Linked DNA regions of Homo sapiens: region 2 is linked to region 1. A link is an interaction called in ENCODE POLR2A ChIA-PET data of the cell type or tissue named here. Cell type or tissue: OCI-LY7. All regions are shown on one strand. Each heading gives the region's core, and the rest is flanking DNA. Links, peaks and the distances in the headings are about the cores only. Region 1 overlaps AHNAK2 (AHNAK nucleoprotein 2). Region 2 overlaps GPR132 (G protein-coupled receptor 132).

Region 1 (7,887 bases), core at 1,582-6,581:
GCATGGCTCTCCAGCTCTTACCCTTCCCAGTAAGTGGCCCCCTGAGCCAGAGCCCAGGGCCTCCAGCCTGACCCCATCCCTTGCTGTGTGTCTGCACCGTGCTGTGGGCACCCACCGCCAGGGGCTCTGGAGCCGAGGGCTCGGTTCTGAGTGCCTGGCGGGGGAGCAAGTCCAGGATCTGAGCTGGGAGGGTGCCCCAGGCAGAGCCAGTGGCACGTGCTTAGAGTCTGGAGAGGGCCTGGGGCAGGGTGTGGTGCGTTCCCATGGCTGTCCGCGTTGGGGAGGGTGCACCAGGAGGAGATCTCCGTCATGTGTTCCAGGGCTTGGCGGACCACACTGGCCGCACTGCAGCGAGGGTCTGGGAAGGGCTTGCGTGGCCAGCGCTGTGGCCAGCTGTGCAGGGCACCTCCCTCTGGCTGCTGTGAGGTGGGCGTAGCTGGGGTGGGGGCCCCAGCAAAGGCTCTTGCGGGGGTCAGTGCTGTGTCTGGCATGACGGCCCCGCTCTGTGCCAGCGTCTCCTTCCTGTCCCACTCCAGCAGGCTGGGCCTCTGGGTACGGCGCTGACTCAGCCAGCCCTGCCCTGCCTGGCTGAGTGTGGGTGTCAGGTGGTAAACAGTAAACAGCGTTCCCAGGTGAGAGCTGTCTGGGAGTGTCCCTGGAGCAGACGTGGCCAGCTTTCCTGCCTCCGTGTAAATAGAGTCGTTTTCTATCTTTGTGACCGTTAGGTTTTTGTGTCAGCCTTTTTAGGGTATTGCAATGGGGGGAGGCCCAGAAGGGGCCTGGAATCAGGTCCCCACCTTTCAGGCCTGAGGAGCCCCTGAGGCCTCTCCCACCCCATTTGCCGGCAAGTGCCCCTGCCCTGGGGCTGGGACAGAGCCTTCCCTGCCCTTGAAGTCCTCTGGCCTACTTGAGGACCCCTTCTCTGTGTGCCCACCTCAGGCCACCCTGGCATCCCGTGGCGGGGGCAGCCCTCTCAGCTGCACCTTCCCACCTCTTCCCATGCCGTTGGGGCCTGGTGCAGGTGCAAGCCGTTCCATCGCTGACCTCCCAGGCTGGGTCTGACCCCTCGCTGCCCCTAAGGCCTGGGCTGGGCCTCGGCTGTGTGGGCCTGCTCCAGACTGCCTGTTGGAGGCACGTCCACACCCAGGCTATGGGCACAGGGCTGGCACACTGGGATCCCAGGGGGGCTACACGTAGCACAGCTGGTTGAGTCCTGCTGGAGCCTCCTGGCTGCCCAGAGCAAAGAGGAGTGGGGGCTAAGGGCCCAGGGTGCAGCAGGGTGAGGTGACCAGGAGGTGGGCCAGGCAGCTGGAGCTCTGGATAGTGGGGGACTTGGGGTCATGGGACTCAGGTGTTTCTCAGCCACCACTTGTATTGAAATGACGGGGAAGGATGGGAGGCTTGTTAAAAAAAAAAGCTAGGCCAGTGCGGAGGCTCACACCTGTAATCCCAGCAGTTTGGGAGGCTGAGGCAGAAGGATCACTTGAGCCTAGGAGTTTGAGACTAGCCAGGGCAACACAGGGAGACCTTGTCTCTACAAAAAATTTAAAAATTAGCCAGGCGTGCTGGTGTGTGCCTGCAGCCCCAGCCACTTGGGAGGCCAAGGCGGGAGGATCACCTGAGCCCATGCGTATGAGATCAGCCTGGACAATATGGTAGGATCCTATCTCTACAAAAAATTTTTAAAATTAGCCAGGTGTGGTGGCGTCACCTGGAGCCCCAGCCACTTGAGAGGCTGACACGGGAGGATGGTTTGAGTCCAGGAGTTTGAGGCTGCAGTGAGCCATGATCGCACCACTGCACTCCAACCTGGGTGAGAGAGAGACCCTGTTTCAAAAAATGCTGCTTCCTGAGCCCCACCGCACCCTGCTTACCAGATACCCTGGTGCTTCGAGGTGTGGTGGCCGCTGTGAGTTTGGGCTGAGCGGGCTGAAGGGAGGCCAGGGTCGGCTGCCCTGGGGGCTCAGGCAGGTGGCAGATGACCAGGCCCCAAGGTCACTGGCCCAGTGACCATGGGGGCAGGCCCTTAGGCTATGCCTCTCCTCCCTTCTGGGCCAGCCTCTGTCCTGGCCCCCATAGGGAAACTGAGACACAGGGTTTGTGCAGAGCCTGCCTAGGAGGGACCTGCCTCAGGCCTGTGTCTGTCCACACAGCAGGACCTGGCGCACACTAAGGCACTCACCAGACTGGGCTGGCTGTGTGACTCAGAGCGGTCTGTTCCTCTGCAGTCAGCTGCTCAGGCTGGGGGTGGGCACTCAGGGTGGGGTCCCCAGCTCCAAGAAGCTGAGTGAGTGTTGGGGGCTGGCCAGGCTCCTGGCCCATCAGGGGACCCGCCCACTCCCTCTGGTGGGATGTGGGGGTCCTGGCAGGGTCCAGAGCCAGCCCTAGGAGCAGGCAGAGGCGGGACAATGGGGGGAGGAGCTGTGGAGGGAAGAACCGGGCGTGGCAGGGGGAGGTGGCCAGTTGGGATCTTCGCTTCTGGGCCAGTTGGGAGAGCGTCTGTAGCTTCCTTGGTAAGTGGCTCCTGTGTCCATGTCCGGACACCTGCTTGCCTCACTCTTCCGCGGGTCTGTGGGGGCCAGCAGGCCACCAGCAAGGGGGGCTGGAGGAACAGAGCTGGGCTAGGCATCCCCCGACCTGCAGCTGACAGACGGGCAGGGGTGTTAGTTCACCGTGGCTCCAGCCAGGGCCAGCGGGCTGGGCAGGGATGTCAGGGAGAAAGCCCCGGAGCCCCTTCTCCTGGGTCCTGGTCCCTGGGGTGCCGGCGGAGCCCAGGCCATACAAGGTGTGTGGCAGGACACCAAGCTGTGGGCCCTGGGCAGGTAGGGGACAGTGGCTCTTGTTTCCAAGGAGCCTGGGTGTGGGGGGAGGTGAATGCCAAGAGCACCCACATTCAGGGCAGCCGCAGGTCTGCAAGTCCCCAAGGTGGGCGTGGGGCCTGGAGAAGGGTCCTCAGATGACCGTGTGCTTGCTTGGTGCACAGGGGCCCTGGGTGGCTGTGGAGGGTGGTTGCTTCCAAAGGCCAGGTTTACTCTCCTGGGGGTGCCCGAGGTGGGCTGTGGGGGCCTGGGGCGATGGGTAGCTCCATCACAGGGTCACACTGCCCTGGACGTCTGTGGGGCCGGCCTTTCAGCCCAGGGAAACTGGCTCAGGCTAGCCCGCCTGGGATGGATGGGAGCATGGGGCTGTTCCTTTTGGCTGCCAAATCCCTTGGAGAGGTGGCACATGTGCTACCCTGTGCCTCAGTTTCTCCAGGAGCAGAAGGAGATGAACTGGGCCCACCTGCTGCCCTCCCATCCCCATCAACTGGCTCCCACCCTCAGGCTTACCAGGCTTTTCCAGGAGATCTGACAAGCTCCTTCCTTTTTCCCATGCACTGCCTGCACTAGCATTTATTATGCACCTACTGTGTGCCAGGCTCTGAGTGCTTGGTGAGCAAAGTGTTCTGGGGACCAGGGAGCCGGCAGTGTCCAGAAGCCATGGCAGGGTGGCCAAGCTCAGTCTGTGAATTTGCCCAGCAGAGAAGACAGCCTGGGAAAGCCCAGAGAGAGAGCGCCTGTGGCCCAGGCAGGCACAGTGAGGGCTGGAGAGGCTGGGGATGTCGGCTAGGGCTAGAGCAGGCACGGAGAGGCTGCCAGGCCAGTCTGACCGATGGATGGCACCAGGGAGCTACGAAAGGTTGTTTCGGGAGAGGGTGATGTGAATAGCCTCACGGGTGCAGCTGGGCTGCAGTGGGGAATGGCTGCTGGATGGGCAAGGAGCCCAGCTCCCAGGTCTAGGGGACTGAGTCTGGCTTCCCCAGCCCTCCTGCAGCCTTGGAGGCAGACACAGAGGCAGGAGCAAGAGCCTGAGCTCATCCCGAGAGAGTTATCTCAAGAAGCATCGGGGAGGGGCGGGGGATGTTGCTCAGGGAAGTCTGAAGGTCTCATGACAGTCAGCCCGCTTGGCACCTTCTTCATGAAGTTCCACGACTGGGTGAGGCCCAAGTGCGGCCGGCTGTGTGTGCCTGTGTCTGGGTGGGCACCAGGTTTCCAGCCCGAGGGCAGTGACTCCCACAGGGCTCCCGCCTCCATGGCCTCACTCTGGGCTGTCCATGGGTGTTCAGAGGGAGGAGCCCAGGCCAGACACACAAGTGCACACACGCCCTAGCACCTGAGCACGTACATCCTGTGAGCACACACGTGTGCACACACACCTGCAAACCTGGAGTGGGCCATTCGTTCCTCCCACCCAGGATGGACTTTTCCGGCCACTGGAGAGCCAGTCTCCTCCCTGCCAGCCCCCAGGGCCCTGGGGACTTGCAAATGCACCCAACCATGCCCTCCCACCTGGAGGCCAGAGATGGGGCCCTGGGGCTGCCAGTTTAGAGGCAAACTTGGATTTTGTTTAAGCAAAATCCACCTCCTCCCCCCACGGACCTGTTCTGGACCCTCCAAGAACTCTCATTTAGCTGGTGGCTGGTGGGAGTCCTCAATCTGGACCCAGCTGTGGAGCAGGGGTGTTGGTGAGCCTCTGCCACACTCCCCGCCTGTGTTCCTTCTCCCCTCCCGCTCGGCCCCTCCCCGCCTCCCGGCCAGGATCTGCTCGTCCCCCAGACACACTGCCTGAGGCCCCGCCTGCTCAGGCCCTGCGCCAGGATAGTCCAGTTCTCGGGGAGGCAGCTTTTCTGGGCCAGGGTGGGTGTCCTCTGCGGCTTTCACTGTGGTACCACCCCCACCTGCCCTGGCATGCAAGGGACTGACCTGGGTCCCGGGGTCCCTCCACAAGGTTCAAGTTTTCACCCGCAGGAATGTTAATGGTAGTGTTGAGGCCAGGGCGCTGGGGGGCCCGGGGAGTGGGGGAAGGGCATTGGGGAAGGAACCAGGTGCCAACGGCCTGACCAGCTGGGCCTGGCTCAGGCGAGTCACCTCCACATTCTCCTCTGTGAAGTGGGGCTTTGGTGACCGTCAACAAACAGTGTCATGATTCAGGTGATGGGGCCACTTGCAGAGCCTGTCTGGGAGAACCGGAGGCCGGGCGGGCAAAGGCGGCCTCCCCTGCGCTCTGCGGCCGAGGCGGGGCTTCCTCAGGAGCTCGGGCCTGGGAGGCGGTGCTCTTGGCGGGGGACTGGGATACTGGGGGCCTTCCTCTCTCTCCCGACTGGCGCGGGTCCGAGGCCGGTAGCCTGGCTGCGCAGCCTTATCCCGAGGCGGGCAGGATTTCCCCCTTCCTGTTTGTGTTCCTGGGCCAGGCTCCTGCCAGCCCAGTGACTGGAGGGGTCCCCACTGCGCAGCTCTGTGGCCAGAGGCAGGTCTGCCGCTCGCTGAGCCTCTGCACTCCATCCCCACTACAGGCAGTGTAGGAACAGCCGCTCCCAGTGCGGTGGCTGAGGGTGGGGCTGGGGACTGTCCCGCGTGGGCCAGTGGCAGGACCAGGCACGAGGGCCAGCAGGAGCAGGGCTGGTCACGTCTCCTCCTCCTTCCCCCATGCAGGTTCCCAGCACAGGGTGTGCCCAGGGCTTGCTGTCGACACCCTCCCTCACCGGCCCCAACACCCACAAGACTACCCTGGAGAGATTTGGGAGTGCAGCCGGCTGTGCCCAGCTCAGGGGCCCTTGACCGTGGTGCCCACCCCCAGCCCAGCAGACCTGTGTTTCCCTGCCTGGCGAGTCCCTTCTCCGAGGAGTTGCCCTCCTGACCCTTTCTTGGGCCTCACAGCAGCTGCCCCCCACCCCCAACCCATCCAGGCTCCTGCCAGCTGGGTGGGGCTTTTTGGCTGGGGAGGCTGCGGAGGGACGGGGAGGCGGCTGGGTTTCTGGGCAGCCTCAGAACACCTGCCCCACCCTGAGTGCTAGGCAGGGCCTGGGACACCCGGTCTCCGAGGCAGTGGAGCCCCTCCCCACTCATGACCCCAGCTGCACCTGCTGCCAGGGGAGCAGCTGTGGGCCAAGTGACCCAGGGACCCTCCTCTGCCCCCAGCCCTGCTAGGTAGTTGCCCCAGCTCCACACCTACTGGCTGGGTCCCCTTGGGTAAGTGGCTCCCCTCCCCCAGCCTCAGTTTTCACATATGTTACCCACCTTGGGGATTGAGCGGCAGGGTCTGGGCAGAGCAGGAAGGGAAACTGAGGCCAGAGAGTGGCTTACCTGCCATTGCCCTTGGCTTAGCGGTGGGCAGGCTCTGGCCAGATTCCTGTCCCTTTCCTTGGCACCACCCCGTCCCACGAATTTGTTGTGGGTCTGGTGTGGCTGGAGCTCCAGGCAGCTCCAGAGGGGCTGGGGTGGCCCCAGCTGGTGGTCCCTCAGGGTTGTGGGGTGCACTGGGGAGCCCTGGCAGGGCCACGTGGAGGGAGTGGGAGGGGGCAGGTGGGCAAGGAGTGGAGGGTTTGGCAGCCATCTGGGAGGCAGAGCGGTGGGGCTGGCCAAGTTCTGTCTGTGCAGGTTGGGGGTGCGTCCAGGTGGGAGCAGCAGGGGCCCTGTCAGGTGGTGGGGCAGTGTCTGAATGCAAAGGTGAGTGAGATGGGCCCAGGTGGCCAGGACAGAGCTGTGCAGAAGGGAGACAGGGTCTTGCCCCTTCACTGCCTGGTTAGGGAGAAGGGGCCTGTGGAGGAGATCGTGTTGTGGGGTTGCCAGGGGTACAATTCTTGGGCTGACACCGTGGGCAAGGCTGGTTTGGCAGGTGGGGGAAACGGAGGTTGTGGCTCTGCTGGGGGGTTATGGAGGCCAGGGGTCTGGGCCTGGCCCCCGGAGCAGTAGGAAGGTGGCGGGGCCGGGATGACGTGGGGGTGAGTGTTGATGCCTCCTGGCACTGACCCAGCCCTGCCTGCCCTCACCTCCTGCCCTTCTCTTCCTTCGCTTGAGAGAACCTCCTCCAGGAGACACCATCCTCCAGCCCTGCCAGGCCTGAGAGCAGAGCCAGAGGGGACCTGGGCTGTGAGCCATCTTGCAGAAGGGCAAGGAAAGGCCCGTGAAGCGGTGAGGGAGTGGCAGGGGCCCGCGCAGGCAGAGGTGCTCTTGGGATGAGCAGGCATGGCCCTGGGGGTGCCTCTGCGGGAGCAGTGTCTGTAGCCCAGCAACCCACAGTCAGGGCAGGCAGGGTGGTCCACATATCCATGAGGGAATGAAAGCTCAGAGAGGGGATGAGCTTGCTCAGGGCCACACAGCACACTGGCCAGAGGAGCAGCCAGACCTAGACCACTGCCGGGACTGGGCCTCCCCATCTGTCTTCGTGGGACAGTCCCCAAGGCCAGGACACCTACCGCAGGGGACAGGGAGCAGCTGGTCCCCGAGGCCAGCACACCACCCCAAAGGATAGGGACATGCTCCTTCCCAATCAGTGTCCTACCAGCAACTGGGTCTGGGGCAGGGATGGGGGCCTTAGTTCTGAGACCCTCCTTGTCACTGCAGGAGGGAGGCCCTGGAGCCCAGGCCAGGGCGCCAGAGTTGGCGTAAGATTGGTACTGTTTCTTCTTGGAATATTTAGAGTATAATTCAGAGTGGGGTTGAGACTGGAGTCCTTTTTGTGGGACGGTTTTAAATAAGGGATTTGATTTTTTCTTTTCTTTTCTTTTCTTTTTTTTTTTTTTTTTTTTGAGACAGAGTTTTGCTTTTGTTGCTGAGGCTGGAGTGCAATGGCATGATCTTGGCTCACTGCAACCTCTGCCTTCTGGGTTCAAGTGATTCTCCTGCCTCAGTCTTCCTAGTAGCTGGGATTACAGGCGCCTGCCACCATGCCCAGCTAATTTTTGTATTTTTAGTAGAGATGGGGTTTCACCATGTTGATTTTTAAATCGTTACAAAAATACTTGGATTATCCATCGGGGCGTCCGTCCTATCTTTTGGCTTCCCTGGGCTACATTGGAAGAAGAAGAATTGTCTTGGGTCACACATAAACTACACTAATGATAGCTGA
Region 2 (7,887 bases), core at 2,695-7,694, 86 kb before region 1:
CATGCATTTTAGGGAGACAAGAGACATCAATCAATATATGTGAGACGTACATTGGTTCCGTCCAGAAAGGTGGGGACAACTCGAAGCAGGGAGGGGGCTTCCCAACCATTTGTCTCTCGCCTACACAGGTAGGCGAGAGACAAATGGTTGCATTGTTTTCAGTTTCTGATAAGTCTCTCCAAAGGAGGCATCAGAATATGCATCTGTCTCAGTGAGCAGAGGGATGACTGAATAGAACGCCAGGCAGATCGGCGCTGAGCAGTTCCCAGCTTGAAGGGGCCCAAGATACTTTCCTTTCACAGAAATATACTTGAAAGGGCAGCTGGGGATGTCAACACACAGGCAGCCCCACCTGCTGGCCCAGAGCCCTTGGTGTGGGTGTCCCTGGGTTCTGCCTCACTTTTGAGCAGCTTCCAGAGAATTCCTGCAAGAGCCACGTGGGATGGGCGGGAAGAGCAAGTGGCTCCAGGGAGTGCCCCTGGCCAGCCTCTCAACATACAGGCCTCGGGCCCAAAGGGGCCTTGCTGTGTAGGGGCTCTGCCCGCAGCCGGGCCGGCCCTGCCCTGGGAGGGGAGTGTGCACTGGGAGACTGACTGCACCTGCTGGCTTCCCATGAGGGTCTCGGCTGATAGAGGGCAGCACCAGGCAGCATGGGGTGGGGGTTGGGCCTGGCACCAGGGAGGCAGGATTGGAGCTAGTGAGGCAGCCGCCAGGCTCAGCCTCTATCCCTGCACTGCAGGGCCCGGAAACAGCAGAGCGAGACCCTCAGGCTTTGCAGGGCTGTGGGAGAGGCACAAACACCATCTGAGGATGGGTTTAGGGCGCTCTCCTCCCTGCAAACCCTCTTTGGCTGGTCAGGGTGGTGCCTGTTTTAGAGGCACCTCAGGTTAGGGAAGGAAGCAGAGGGACAGGCCCCTGGGCGCCTTGCGCCACCCCCCTGCATGCCCTGAGCCATCTGCTGCCCGCCCATCATGCCTCCCTCCTCCGGGCCCCTCATGCTGTGGGTGACACAGCTTCCAGGCCATGTGCACGTCACACCTCGGGTAGCCAGGAAAAATTCCTAGAAGGGGATCAGCCAGGTCAAAAGTAGAGCACATTTGAGATTTTTGGAAACATATTGCAAAATTTTGCTGCGAGCCAATTCATACTTCCGTCAGTCCCGTGTACGGGCACCCATTGCCTACTCTCAAACACTATGAGTTTAAAAGGTCTTTATTTTTGCCAACATGATAGGCCAAAAAAAGATTTTAAAAGACTGTCTTTCAGATATTCATGTTTGCATTTCTTTGATTAGAAGTGGAGTTGAACATTTTTCAGATTTTAGGAGCTTTTCTTTTTTCTTGAGACGGGGTCTCTCTCTGTAGCCAGGCCGGAGTGCAGCAGCTCAGTCACAGCTCACTGCAACCCCTACCTCCTGGGCTCAAGCGATCCTCCCAACTCAGCCTCCTGGGTAGCTGGGACTACACGTGTGCACCATCATGCCTGTTTATATTTTTGTAGGTGTGGGGTGTTACTATATTGCCCAGGCTGGTCTTGAACTCCTGGACTCCAGCTATCCTCCCACCTCAGCTTCTCAAAGGGCTGGGATTTACAGCCATGAGTTACCACACCTGGCCTTTAGGAGCTATTTTTATGTTTTCTGTGAAAGCTCATCAACTTTCTTTTCTCTCCCAGCTTTATAAAGGTATAATTGACAAACAAGAAGAGTACCTAGGCCAGGTGCGGTGGCTTACGCCTGTAATCCCAGCACTTTGGGAGGCCGAGGTGGGTGGATCATTTGAGGTCAGGAGTTTGAGACCAGCCTGCCCAACATGGTGAGACCCCGTCTCTACTAAAAATACAAAATCTAGCTGGGGATGGTGGCGCGTGTGTGTAGTCCCAGCTACTTGGGAGGCTAAGACAGGAGAATCGCTTGAACCCAGGAGGCGGAGGTTGCAGTGAGCCGAGATCATGCCATTGCACTCCAGCCTGGGCAACAGAGTGCGACTCTGTCTCAAAAAAAAAAAAAAAAAAATTAGCTGGGGGTGGTGGCAGGCGACTGTACTCCCAGCTACTCAAGAGGCTGCTGCAGGAGAATAGTTTGAACCCGGGAGGCAGAGGTTGCAGTGAGCCGAGATTGTGCTACTGCACTCCAGCCTGGGCGACAGAGCAAGACTCCATCTCAAGAAAAAAAAAAAAAAAAAAAAAAAAGAATCGTATGTAGTCGCAGTGGCTAATGTGACGTTTTGATGCCTGTTGGCTTGGAGCCTTGCTTGTGTTTCTCATGTGGGATGCAACGGCAGATTCTCAACATTTAAAAAACACCTACGAATCAACGGGCCACTTAGTAAATTAGTAAATACTCACTAGCCGTTTGTCAATGGGTTAACTTGTGACTCAATCTGATTTCCCTAAAACAATTTCAACCTACTCTTTTTCCAGGTCATTTTAAACTCTCAGAGTGAACGTCTTGATAGGACCGACAAGACGCATGACATGTACTTAGAAAGCTTATCTTAGAGCCACACTGAGATTGGAACCCGCAAAATATGCCAGGTGAGAGAGCCTTCTCCGACTTTGAACATGTAAGAGGAAGCCCATGAGAATTTTTCCATGAAGCATGTTGTCTCATAATTCAAAAATTAACGCATAAAAATAGATTATCGAGATAAAAACTAGCTCAGCAATAATAAATCTAGAGGTGCTACATGGAGAAATGAAGGACTGATTTCATAATTCTTTCGTGAAGTTCTGGGAAGCCAGGAACGGGAATGAGGGCATAGTTGGTGGCTCCTGGGAGGGCGACACAGTACTGAGTCAGGGGGCTGTCCCACAGGTCCCAGGGGAGCCCTGCACGGTCTGGGCCATGAGGAGCTGACCACCAGCCCCCCGCATCCATGCGTCTCCTGGTGCCGTTGCCCCTACTTCTGACCCACCAGGAAGGCTCTCTTCCCAGGAGGTCACTTGTGGCAGGAGGCGGGGGAGCGGGGGACAGCCTCCTCACCAGATGGGCACAGAGCCACAGACACCACGGACCTGGTGTCCAGAGGTGAAGGTCCCAAGGCTGCGTGAGGCCTGGAGCAGGGGGTGCGGGACTGAGGGGCACCGAGGCCCTGACTGAGACCGCACGGGCGACGATGTGTGGGGTGGGGGAGCCGTAGGAAGTCGGGGAGGGAACAGACCAGAGCGGCTCTGTGCAGGCTGAGGTGGGAGGGACCCCTCTGGCCACCCCGGGTCTTGCCTGCATCTCCCCTTGTGTTTTGGATTCTGGCTCTGCCTCCCAGGGCCTGTGATTGTCATGAAAGAGACGGGGCCGTGTAGGGGGCCCGAAACTTCCTCTGAGCTCAGGACTCGCACAGCGGGGCTGGGGCACTCGTTTGATGGGAAAAGAGCCATCTGGGTGAAGAACAGTGAGTGCAAACACAGGCGTTGGGCCTCCCACCCGAGAACTGCCTTCACTGCCCCCCGCCGCCCGCCACAGGCCTGTGTCTTGGGCGAAGTGGTGACAACTGAGTGTGAGGCAGCCCAGTCACACCCACTCTCTCCCTCTGCCCAGGGAGGAAGGTGAGCAAGGGACACGACACTCACCCGGAGAAACCCAGCAAGCGCAGCGAGGCTGTGGGGAGACCGGAGCCCTGCACACCGCCGGGGGAAGGTGGGCCAGCGCCACCACCGTGGAGAACAGCGCGGAGGCACCCCACGAGATGAGACGGAACTGCCGTGAGATCCAGCAATGCCAACTGTGGGTCTGACCCAGGAGAACGGAAAGCAGGGACGTGAACAGCCCTCCTCATGTTCTTGACACCGTCATTCTCAGCAGCTCAGCTAAGGCACAGAGGCAGCCGAGCGTCTGTCAGCGGAGTCGTGGCTGAGCAGAACACGCCACACGCCACACGCCACACGCCACACGTGCAGGATTGCTCAAGATGGAAGGGCACAGTGGAATATATATATATATTTATATTTTTGGCGAGACCCTGGAGGACACACTGAATACAATGGAATACCATCCCGCCTTTGAAAGGAAGGGAAATCCTGGCACACGCTGCAACAGGAGGGAGCTTGAGGACACTGTGGTGAGTGGAGCACGTGAGACACGGAAGGACACACGCTGAAGACACGCAGAGATGCCCACCCACGTGGGGAGGTGACAGGGGAGCCCAGCGCACAGAGACAAAGTGGAATGGAGGCCTGGGGGCTGGGAGCAAATGCGGAGCGAGTGCTTCCTGGGGCAGAGTCTCCGTTTGGGAAGATGAGAAGGTTCTGCCGACGGATGCTGGCGATGGTTGCAGAAGAATGTGAATGTGCCCAATGCTACTGAAAAACGGTTACAATGGTAAATTCCTTGTTATGTGTATTTTGCCACAATTTTCCACTTTTTCAATTTTTTTTTCTTGCGATTGAGTCTCACTCTATCGCCCAGGCTGGAGTGCAGTGGCACAATCTCGGCTCACTGCAGCTTCTGCCTCCCAGGTTCAAGGGATTCTCCTGCATCAGCCTCCCAAGTAGCTGGGATTACAGGTGCCCACCACGCCTGGCTAATATTTGTATTTTTAATAGAGATGGGATTTCACCATGTTGGTCAGGCTGGTCTGGAACTCCAGACCTCGGGTGATCCACCTGCCTTGTCCTTCCAAAGCGTTGGGATTGAAGGAATGAACGGCCCATGGGGCCGAATTTTTTTTTTTTTTTTTTTTTTGAGATGGAGTCTTGCTCTGTTGCCCTGGCTGGAGTGCAGTGGCGCAATCTCTGCCTTCCGGGTTCACACCATTCTCCTGCCTCAGCCTCCCAAGTAGCTGGGACTGCAGGCACCTGCCACCACGCCTGTCTAATTTTTGTATTTTTAGTAGAGACGAGTTTTCACCAGGTTAGCCAGGCTGGTCTCGAACGCCTGACCTCTAGTGATCTCCCCACCCTGGCCTCCCAAAGTGCTGGGATTACAGGCGTGAGCCACTGCGCCCAGCTGAATTTTTTAAATGCACAAAAACAAGTGGCCTGGCATGGTGGCTCACACCTGTAATCCCAGCACTTTGGGAGGCCAAGGTGGGCAGATCACCCAAGGTCAGGAGTTCAAGACCAGCCTGGCCAACCTGGTGAAACCTTGTCTCTACTAAAACTACAAAAATTAGATGGGCGTGGTGGCGAGTGCCTGTAGTCCCAGCTACTCGGGAGGCTGAGGCAGGAGAATCACTTGAACTTGGGAGGCAGAGGTTGCAGTAGCAGAGATCACGCCACTGCACTCCAGCCTGGGCATCAACACAGTTTTTTGAGACTACGTCTCAAAAAAAAAAAAAAGAAAAAAAAAGAGCGACACAATGGGGCCGCAGGGCTGACCCCGTTCGGGGTGACTTGCCCCATCGTGCTGGAGGTCAACAGGCCCTCAAGTACAGGAGGGAGGTCAAGGAAACTACGACATTTGCATGTGGAAGGTTCCTGAGGCCAGCGGGCTGGACAGTGCCCAGGGACCCCTGACCTCGCGCCAGGGCACAGCTGAAGTTTGCCCCGCCCGGGGCTGCTGTGGCCCAATAAGTTTGGCAACGCTCTGTCCGTCCGTCAGGTGCTGAGGCCAGGTCTGTCTGCGGCTTCCTGCTGACCTGGAGGTGGGACTCCATGATCTGTAACCACAGAAGGCCCAGAAGCATGAACTCAGCCAGAGTGGGCAGCCAGGACACTGGAGCTGGTGGCGCTGGCAGAGCTTGGGGAAGTCACACCACTGCACACCCTGCGTGACCTCTAGCAACCCCCTGGCTGGAAAGGATGAGTTTCTGACCTCGGAGAGCTGTGTTTGAGGCAGGTTGCTGAGATCACTTTGATCTCCTTTTCTTTTGCCCTCTCCCACATTTAAGGACTTTTGTGATTCCATTGGGCCCACCAGATAGTCCAGAATAATCTCTTTATTTTACTGTCAGCTAGTTAGCAACCTTCATTCAACTTGCAACCTTAGTTCCCCTTTCCCGTGTAACCTGCCATATCTACATGTCCCAAGGATTAGGATTCAGACATCTTTTGGGTGGGGTCATTAGTCTCCTGCCACCGAGAGGAGGGGTATCACATGACATAGTAATAAGAGGATCAATTCACCAAGAAGACAGAACCATCTGTGACTCCTATGCCCCAATTCACAGTAGCTTCAAATACGTAAAGCAAGCACTGGGAGAATACAAGGAGAGGTGGACAAATCCACCACTCCCACAGGAGCTTATAATTATCTTTTTTAGTAATTGATAGTTCACACAGGCAAATATGTGGTAAGACTACAGATTAGCCGGGCGCAGTGGCTCACGCCTGTAATCCCAGCACTTTGGGAGGCCAAGGAGGGCAGATCACCTGAGGTCGGGAGTTCAAGATAAGCCTGACCAACATGGAGAAACCCCATCTCTACTAAAAATACAAAATTAGCTGGGTGTGGTGACGCATGCCTGTAATGCCAGCTACTCAGGAGGCTGAGGCAGGAGAATCCCTTGAATCCGGGAGGCAGAGGTTGCAGTGAGCTGAGATCGTGCCACTGCACTCCAGCCTGGGCAACAGAGCAGAGGGAGAGACTCCATCTCCAAAAAAAAAAAAAAAAAAAAAAAGACTACAGGTTAGGAATTAGGATGAGGCAGTGCCCAGCTATGGGGCCAGGTGGGAAGTGGAGGCAAAGTGGGTCAGCGCTGGAAGGGCATAGTAGCAGCGCCTAACAGACTGCTTAGAAAAGCACTCACACAGCAATTACAGGATCAACATTCTTTTCAAACACACAAGCAACTTTTTTTTTTTTTTTGAGAAGGAGTCTCACTCTTGTTGCCCAGGCTGGAGTACAGCGGCACGATCTCAGCTCACTGCAACCTCCGCCTCCTGGGTTCAAGTGATTCTCCTGCCTCAGCCTCCAGAGTAGCTGGGATTACAGGTGCGAGCCAGCACGCCCAACTATTTGTTTTAAATTTTTAGTAGAGACAGGGTTTCTCCATGTTGGCCAGGCTGGTCTCAAACGCCTGACCTCAAGTGATCTGCCTGCCTCAGCCTCCCAAAATGCTGGGATTACAGGTGTGAGCCACCATGCCGGGCCAGAAGCAACATTTTTGAAAACCTCAGTGAGTTACAAAGACTCAGCATTGCCCAGACACAATGGCTCACGCCTGTAATCCCAGCACTTTGGGAAGCTGATGCAGGCGGATCACCTGAGATCAGGAATTCGAGACCAGCCTGGCCAACATGGTGAAACCCCGTCTCTACTAAAATACAAAAATTAGCCAGGCATGGTGGCACGTGCCTGTAATCCTGGCTACTTGGGAGGCTGAGGCAGGAGAATTGCCTGAACCCAGGAGGCAGAGGTTGCAGTGAGCCGAGGTTGTGCCACTGCACTCCAACCTGGGCCACAAGAGCAAAACTCCATTTCAAAAAAAAGAAAAAAGAAAAATGATTCAGTATTGCCCAGCCTGCATTCTTTGTCCATGACGCTGCTAGGTTGGAGATCCACTATCTAATAATTGCTCTAAAAAATCAATTTGGAAATGTTTTAAACACCTGCGTGTGTCTAGTCTGAGCTACCACAAAGCTTCTATCCTTTCTTCCCACAGTAGAGTCTCTCCCAGGTGGTTTCCAGGGACTCCCGTCCTCACTCTTGTCTCTGTCCCACAGGAAACGCCACCCCAGTGACCACCACTGCCCCGTGGGCCTCCCTGGGCCTCTCCGCCAAGACCTGCAACAACGTGTCCTTCGAAGAGAGCAGGATAGTCCTGGTCGTGGTGTACAGCGCGGTGTGCACGCTGGGGGTGCCGGCCAACTGCCTGACTGCGTGGCTGGCGCTGCTGCAGGTACTGCAGGGCAACGTGCTGGCCGTCTACCTGCTCTGCCTGGCACTCTGCGAGCTGCTGTACACAGGCACGCTGCCACTCTGGGTCATCTATATCCGCAACCAGCACCGCT

What was found. Peaks named below come from ENCODE experiments on the same cell type or tissue, not always from the same donor. Only the 100,000 strongest peaks of a DNase experiment are listed, where the experiment ranks them.
Region 2: POLR2A ChIA-PET joins it to region 1 with 6 read pairs; 13 of 35 experiments call an interaction of 5 or more read pairs at or near these places.

The regions. Positions count from the first base shown.
Region 1 is chr14:104,965,082-104,972,968 of GRCh38, reverse strand. All of the region lies in intron 1 of AHNAK2 (AHNAK nucleoprotein 2), which reads left to right. Among named protein-coding and RNA genes, the nearest start is that of AHNAK2, 9.3 kb to the left of the region's middle. RefSeq lists enhancers at 3,401-4,134, 4,870-5,603. In OCI-LY7, for the core only: no CTCF peak of the experiment used is centred there; a DNase peak (open chromatin) is centred at 4,288; H3K4me3 peaks cover 856 bases.
Region 2 is chr14:105,051,815-105,059,701 of GRCh38, reverse strand. GPR132 (G protein-coupled receptor 132) reads left to right here. Exons shown (of 4, transcript NM_013345.4): 2 at 2,422-2,535; 3 at 3,536-4,315; 4 at 7,600-7,887. The coding sequence starts at 4,282. LOC124903398 (a long non-coding RNA gene) reads right to left here. Exons shown (of 2, transcript XR_007064368.1): 2 at 3,925-4,293. Among named protein-coding and RNA genes, the nearest start is that of GPR132, 9.7 kb to the left of the region's middle. RefSeq lists an enhancer at 3,317-4,092. In OCI-LY7, for the core only: no CTCF peak of the experiment used is centred there; no DNase peak of the experiment used is centred there.